3 separate regions of the Mus musculus genome follow, and all the other regions are linked to region 1. The links are chromatin loops, found by intact Hi-C in ENCODE. Cell type or tissue: left cerebral cortex. All regions are shown on one strand.

Region 1 (2,500 bases):
CAAGAGTCCCAATTAAAAATGCAGGCTCTTGGACAGTCAACCAACAAAGCTGACAATCAGTTATAGTGGAGGATGGGAACTTGCTCACACCACTTGCCATTGTGGCCAGATGTAAGATTGCAAATGACACTGATGATTGATTGATTGATAAACAGTTGACCAGAAACACTGGACACTTGGCATCCCTTGTATTATTCTGTAAGCCTGAACATCTGGAAGGAAGGTTGGGTACCAGTGGTGGGAGGTGAGCTGTGCAGGGCTGGGAGTTGGCTTCCAAATGCTGCTGAAAAGCTCCTTGGCAGCTTCACTCAGGAATCCAGCAATCCTATCAAGAATGTGTCTCAACAGACTTGGGTCTGACCTGGAGTCCATCCTCAAGGCTCTAAGGACTTCTAGCGTCTGGAGTTTGGGGAGGCCATATATAGCCTCAGATGCCAAAACCTGTAGCAAAAACTGAGAAGAGATTTTGATATGATTGTGACCTCAAGTTCAGCTGTGGCCTCTTGCTTGCATTAGGTAACGTTACCTAGTTAGGGAGGGAGGGAGAGAGAGAGAGAGAGAGAGAGAGAGAGAGAGAGAGAGAGAGAGAGAGAGAGAGAGAGAGAGAGAGAGAGAGAGAGAGAGAGAGAGAGAGAGAGAGAGAGAGAGAGAGAGAGAGAGAGAGAGAGAGAGATTTTGCCCACCACCCTTATTTGTTCAGGAAATTTATATTTGAGTCTAGCCAGCTTCCTCAGATCTGATTAAGTGTTCCCCATTTCTCACTTTGCTTGACCTGTTTTATCAGCCAAGTTCGGCCTCTCAACCCTTAGTCCCAAGAGACTACTCAACAATGGCTGCAGGCAGAGCCCACTGGGCCTGCCTTGCTCATTCACCTGAATGAGAGGGGTCCTAGGAAGGTCGGTCTGTCTGTAGACTCATGATGGATACTTTGCAACTCTGCAGGAGAAAAAAGTGAGAAACTGGGACTGTCGAATAAAAGCTACTCTTTTTCAATTTCACTGTCTTCGTGGCAGGAGGTATGGCAGCCAGAGTTATCACAACATATTATTAAATCTAAAATTTCAGTGACCGCTCAGCGAAACACCTCCTCTCATGACCTGAATTGGCTCCTCAGCGTTGCATATGACTAAGCAGAAAATTGTCTCTGGCCCTGTAAACCTCCTGCCTGTCTCTTCCCGCCTTCTCACTCTTCAAACTGTACCGAAAGCTGCCACAAATCAGGAGCTACTGTCTATCAAGTGATGAGGAAAAGAAATTTGTTCTCAGAAAACAAAGACACCTCTGCTAGACATGGTCTCCCTCCCCTCCCTGTATTTGATCCCAGTTCTCTGGCCTTGTCTTGGCTTTCATTTCAGGATGAGTGTTGGAAGAGGGCTTGGGCTTTTCTGCATACAAAGGGCCCAGTGGGGACCACTACAAATGGATAATGAACAGGAAGGATTGAAGTCTTAGCTAGGATTTAAGTCTACAAAGGCTGGAGTCATTTTTCTCCAGAGTGGGCATGGGCTGTATGTGGTCTGCCCCAGTCCTCAATTAACCTACTTGCAATGCCTTAGTTCCCTATGGCCCTTAGGTGACGGTGACAGTGGAAATGAAACCAAAGAACCAAAGTAGCAAACTCTCCTTGGCTGTCCTCAGCTATACCCATGCTCTGATCACGTGGTCCTGGTCAGCTTTCCCACATCATCTCACTCCCTTGTTCTTTGCTGTATACTTCTATGTGACTTGCTGAAATTTAACACGATAACTTAGGGTATAGGCAGAAAACCAGTCTATCCCCTGTGTGCCTTTCTACCGTAACTGCTTGCTTAAATTTCATTGGAGTTTTGGCAAAGCAAACCTCCTCAATCCTTAAGTGAGCCCGTGTGTGTGTGTGTGTGTGTGTGTGTGTGTGTGTGTCTGTGTGTCTGTGTGTCTGTGTGTGTCTGTGTGTGTGTGTATGTGTCTGTGTGTGTGTGTATGTGTGTGTGTATGTGTGTCTGTGTGTCTGTGTGTGTCTGTGTGTGTGTGTATGTGTGTGTCTGTGCGTGTGTGTGTGTGTTACTGCTGAACCACCCCCAGCACTGTTTACCTAGAAGCTTACCTAGATTTCTTATGAAGTTATTGCTTTGAGCTCCTAGATTACTTATCCTATAGTTGTCCTGTCTCCTTTTTGTAGACTTCCTCCTTGTCTGCCATTGCTGAGTTCATATTGGGCACATCTCATTACCGTCAGGCCCATGCCCTTCCTTACCTACCATATACTTGCGACATCATCCTTCTCCTCAGCTCATGGTTGGAATACTGATGGACCATACTATAGAAATGTGACTTCAACAACCACCATCACTGCCCTTTATCCTCAATAGTCTTCAGCATATGCATCCCTTCCACTAAGCCTCTGATAATCATCTCTCTGGCTGTTGCCAGGGTAACATTGGGGTCAGGGGATGATGCTCGTGTGCCCTACCCTAAGCACTGAAGATGAGGAGGGCACTGGGCAGAGGCTCATCTGTCACTG
Region 2 (2,500 bases), 170 kb before region 1:
TTTGTCTCTGTAACTCCTTCCATGGGTGTTTTGTTCCCAATTCTAAGAAGGGGCAAAGTGTCCACACTATGGTCTTCGTTCTTTTTGAGTTTCATGTGTTTTGCAAATTGTATCTTGGGTATTTTAAGTTTCTGGGCTAATATCCACTTATCAGTGAGTACATATCATGTGAGTTCTTTTGTGATTGGGTTACCTCACTCAGGATGATGCCCTCCAGGTCCATCCATTTGCCTAGGAATTTCATAAATTCATTTTTTTAATTGCTGAGTAGTACTCCATTGTGTAAATGTACCACATTTTCTGTATCCATTCCTCTGTTGAGGGTCATCTGGGTTCTTTCCAGTTTCTGGCTATTATAAATAAGGCTGCTATGAACATAGTGGAGCATGTGTCTTTCTTACCAGTTGGAACATCTTCTAGATATATGCCCAGGAGAGGTATTGCAGGATCCTCCAGTAGTACTATGTCCAATTTTCTGAGGAGCCACCAGACTGATTTCCAGAGTGGTTGTACAAGCTTGCAATCCCACCAACAATGGAGGAGTGTTCCTCTTTCTCCACATCCTTGCCAGCATCTTCTGTCACCTGAATTTTTTATCTTAGCCATTCTGACTGGTGTGAGGTGGAATCTCAGGGTTGTTTTGATTTGCATTTCCCTGATGATTAAGGATGCCAGCTATTTTTATAATGATTATTAGTGTTAATGGTTTCAAGTAATACACATTGGATCTTTAAAGTGATGTGGTTAGGTCACAGATTTGATGGGCAAACTCAAGAACCAGACTTTGGCAATGGGTAGGACATGGCAGCCACCCAGACAGCATAGAGTTGGGGAGCAGGCTGTGGGTGGGGCCCGTGAGTGATCCATTCTCACCCTAGACTTCAAGGCCATAGAGAGCAGTGGTTATCCAGTTTGTACTTAAAGGCAAAATTTGACTCCTACCAGCTCATAGTAGAGAAATTACTCAATGTAGGACGATGCTTAGGAATCCAGGAAGCCAAGAATTAACAAATGCCTATTATAACAATTATTGAAATTTTATTTCAATATTTGTTGATGAAATCTCCCATCATCCCCCAGTCCTTCTTAATTCCTGTCATTTTAAATGCTTTGTGGTGTGTCTGAATGACTAAAATCCTGAAACTGCACGTGTTCCTTGGGCATCACCTTGCCAATGTAACTGTCTATATTGAGTGGGATGATTTATCCCCTATAGAGGAATGGGTTCTCAGTACAAGCTGGGAAAACATTCCTGTTTAGGATAATTGATGAAATAAAGCACAGATTGGCATGATTGAATTGTGTAGGGTTTTAATAAATCTACACATATGCATTTGGAGGTGCACCTGCCTCTTTTGCAGCTACTGGCATGAGCTACAGTTCCAAGTTTCACTTCAAATATAGGCAGTGATGCTGGGTAGAGTGAACCATAAGATGGCACGGTTGGACAAGGAATGGTTTTTTTTCTACAGATGTGGGAGGTAGAAAACTGTCCAAAGCGTAGGCAGACTGCAAGCAGTGAACCACAATGTGAAGAGGCTGAGGGAGCCACAGAGTGAAGAGGCCAAGGGAGCCAGTTTCTGGAGCCTGTGCCTCTGAGCTTACCACATTGAGGAGAGGGAGGTCACGGGATGTGATGTGGTTGTCTTGACTTACTGAAATATACTTTTCCTTCTCCCCACCAAGATGTGCTAAGTGGGTCTTGAAATTAATTTTGCTCACTATTCTTTACCAAAGAGGGAAGGGAAGTAAGATCTATGATGGGAAAATCCCAAAAGAGATGGAGAATCTCACACTGACAGTTTGATAGTAGAGAAAATAGAAGAACAGGAGGGTTTTTTTCCCACTCTAAAGATGAAAGTAATTCTTAGACTCTCTGCATATGTTTGAAACAGAGGGATGGACCTAAGTTACCATCCTGTTAGAAGTACTATTTACAAATAAAACCTGGAAAATGATAAAGACACAACTTGTTTTAAATGTCAGATGCCTAGAAGCACATGATGGTATTTCAAGGAAATAAACCTAGCAATTCCTATTTAAACTAGCATCATCCCCTAAACCCAATACCTATCTGTGCATGAGCTCACACTGTCCTGGTCCTGGACGCTCATCATACCCTCTCTAGATTGCACTCTCTCTTCTGCCACCTTTATCTGCTTGACTTCTAGACATCCTAAGCTTGTTAACTTTGTGCCTATGGCAATGAGTCAGTTTCAAAACTGGTTTATCTAAAAATCAGAACAAAGTCAACTCCCTCTCAGAGGCAGCAGTGAGTTCAAAGTAATCGCTGAGAGGGTCCAGGCTGCAGTCTATTAGCATGTGGCACCCAAGGAGAACCATCACCGCAAGTCTTGCCTGGCACTTTCCAACATTCCTCCCACAGGACTTTTGTGAGGTCTGATTACTTTAAAACAGCCTTCTGTATAGTGCACATAAAGTACTTAAGATGGGCATCACATGCTCAGTGCACATTAGTGATCCAAATAACAATCTCTGG
Region 3 (2,500 bases), 340 kb before region 1:
AGTAATTCCGTTTCCCAAGTCAAATGCAAAGTGTTTATTAGAAATGTCTGACTTCAATGGAGATTTTTAAAGTTAGGAAATTTGAAAAAGTAAACTAAAATATTGGAATTATTAGAAGCATATCTTAGTTTTTAAGTATTGTCTTGCATAACAGCTTGAAATCTCAAATTTACTTTAATAGCAGAACCTAAAGAGTTATGTACAGAAACTTGTAGTGACTTATTCAAGGGTTGGCACAGAAGGAAACCAGGTACCCGAGTATTGTAAGCCTTGTAATTAGTGTTTAATGGAAAGAAGAACACAGCAGGTGTCTCTTCATAAGTATATACACACATATATGAATAAATATGTATGTACATATAATGTACATACATATGTAATATGTATACACACAACATATATATGCCTATATATCTGAATATATATATATATATATATATATATATATATATATATATACACATATATATGTATATATATACATGTCAGATATATATCTGGTTATCAAGTGTTATTTACATCTGAAATGTTTGCTATGGCAATTAGCAGATACAAAATTGGATAAAATCTTACAAATTCTGCTATATTGATAAGCAGTTTTGTACCTTGAGTAGCAATGCAAGACATAGTGATAGATCTCACAATAGTACTGCTCTGACCTCAGAACCGGAATGTGGTAGCCGACATCCTTTAATTATTGAACACCAATTCCAAGCTAAATTTTTATCACAGGAAAATGGTCTGTGCTCAGAAAAGGTCAAAGGTCAACATAGTCTCTTGATCATGGTTTTGATTTACTTAACAAATAAAAATTCTATGTTGGCTTTATTATTGGGTTGAAAAGTGGTCTAATCAACTAAACTATTAGGCTTAAGAATAACACAGACTTGGCCAGACAACCCATATTTTAAGCACTTGCTGGCCACAGGTGGTTGGTGTATGTGAAATGGGATAGCAAGGACATAGGATCCACTAGGTTTAAGATTTTGAAGGCAGTTTTCGTTCCTCTGGAGGCTTGCCACTTCCTCTCCCTGCCCTCCCCACCTCCCACCCTTTCCTACAGACGCTAGTTTGGTCTTTTTCCTGTAGGTGGCAGCACTTTCTTCTTGACGGTATGAGTCCTTTCTCCTTAGAGTCCTGCAGTTTTCGTAGAAAGAATTATATTCTCTAGAAAATTCTTTGGAAGCATAAGTCGGAATATTGTCAGTTCTTTCGTTGTTCTGCCCACTGCTTCAGGAAACAATCCGTTTGCCTCCTCCCCGGAGAGGTGCTCACCGCTTGCTGGGTGTAGAGCGAGGTAGAAGAGAGGTCAGGCGTTCATCCTATCCCTTAGCATTTCCGTGATCTTTCCTGGGCAACCCCTCCCTCGGAGATCAGAATGGACAGGAGGAAGCTTCAGTCTCCCATGCAGAGACAGTATTATCCTATATTTTCACTTTCCACTCGATTTTGTAACTGGGTTTTTCAGAGTTCCACATCAGACATTAAGTGAACCTAATATAATATTTTTAAAATTCGCTTCTTTGCATTTAGAAATACCCTTCCCCATCACGTTGGCGATAAGATTAAGAGACCATTACGTAAGGAATAAAGCACCAAGGAAAGAGATGGAGAAATTCAGTTGGGTTTCCCTAGGACTGGCACACATGCATGCTTACCACAAGAGTCCTGTGTGGAACCCAGCAAACTGTTTGCCGATGTCACGATTCCCTTTGACTGACAGTTTTAAATTACAGGCTCCCTTTTCGGTAATTTTTCCTCATTCTGTTCCCCCAGCACAACCTCAATGCTCTATTTGAATTTTAATCATAATTTTTCTTAGTTTAGCTTCATGCCAACATTGTACTGTACCTGATATAATGAGTTTAAAGTGCTATGCTTTTGACTCAAGGAGAAAAAAAAATCAATGTTTTCTTAATATATTCTTTAATTCTTTTAAGCTTGAGTGTACGAGATGGACTGTTAATGGCTTACAGCAGAGAGAAAAGATAGGAAAGGGGAGCCGTCCATCCAAGCTTGCACATGCCGAGAGCTCTATTAGGACTGTTACCATATATTTGCTTATATTAACTTTTACAAACCACAGAGCACTTTATAAAATGAAGAAACTGGTCTAAGAGCGAAGCCATCCTTGTCATCTTGTAAATGACAGATTTGGCAGAGAAAACTCTGCTGAAGTCCTTTGATGGTTCCTGCTTTCAGTGGCCACTCCTGACAAGGACTCATTGTCTATGAAGGCACCAGAGAACAGAAAATACGGTGTCTGATTTCCATAATCTCCCGAGAGAGCGTCATTCGAAAGGGCCATGTGTCCTTCTGCTTTCTTACCTGTGTTCATCTCCAAAATGTAGCAACCGCTCAAAAATGCACTTTCACTTTTCTCTTTATTCTTAATAATCATATTCACCTTCCCATACACACAGTGCTCAATTTTACAACTTTCTTCTCTCCATTCATCAGGGTAGGACAGCTACAGAATAAAGGACTCTATAAACCTCAG

What was found. Hi-C counts contacts between places; a loop is a spot of excess contacts. Peaks named below come from ENCODE experiments on the same cell type or tissue, not always from the same donor. Only the 100,000 strongest peaks of a DNase experiment are listed, where the experiment ranks them.
Region 2: a loop joins it to region 1, with 4 times the contacts of the local background. A loop is called at or near these places in 2 of 42 quality-filtered maps.
Region 3: a loop joins it to region 1, with 2.2 times the contacts of the local background. A loop is called at or near these places in 2 of 42 quality-filtered maps.

The regions. Positions count from the first base shown.
Region 1 is chr10:5,014,891-5,017,390 of GRCm38, forward strand. No RefSeq gene overlaps it. Among named protein-coding and RNA genes, the nearest start is that of Esr1, 310 kb to the left of the region's middle. In left cerebral cortex, no CTCF peak of the experiment used is centred here; a DNase peak (open chromatin) is centred at 1,092.
Region 2 is chr10:4,848,601-4,851,100 of GRCm38, forward strand. The region is part of intron 4 of Esr1 (estrogen receptor 1 (alpha)); the gene reads left to right. Among named protein-coding and RNA genes, the nearest start is that of Esr1, 140 kb to the left of the region's middle. In left cerebral cortex, a CTCF peak has its summit at 1,430; a DNase peak (open chromatin) is centred at 1,479.
Region 3 is chr10:4,674,077-4,676,576 of GRCm38, forward strand. It overlaps a transcript of Esr1 not described here. Among named protein-coding and RNA genes, the nearest start is that of Esr1, 35 kb to the right of the region's middle. In left cerebral cortex, a CTCF peak has its summit at 1,118 (motif pointing right); DNase peaks (open chromatin) are centred at 1,137 and 1,638.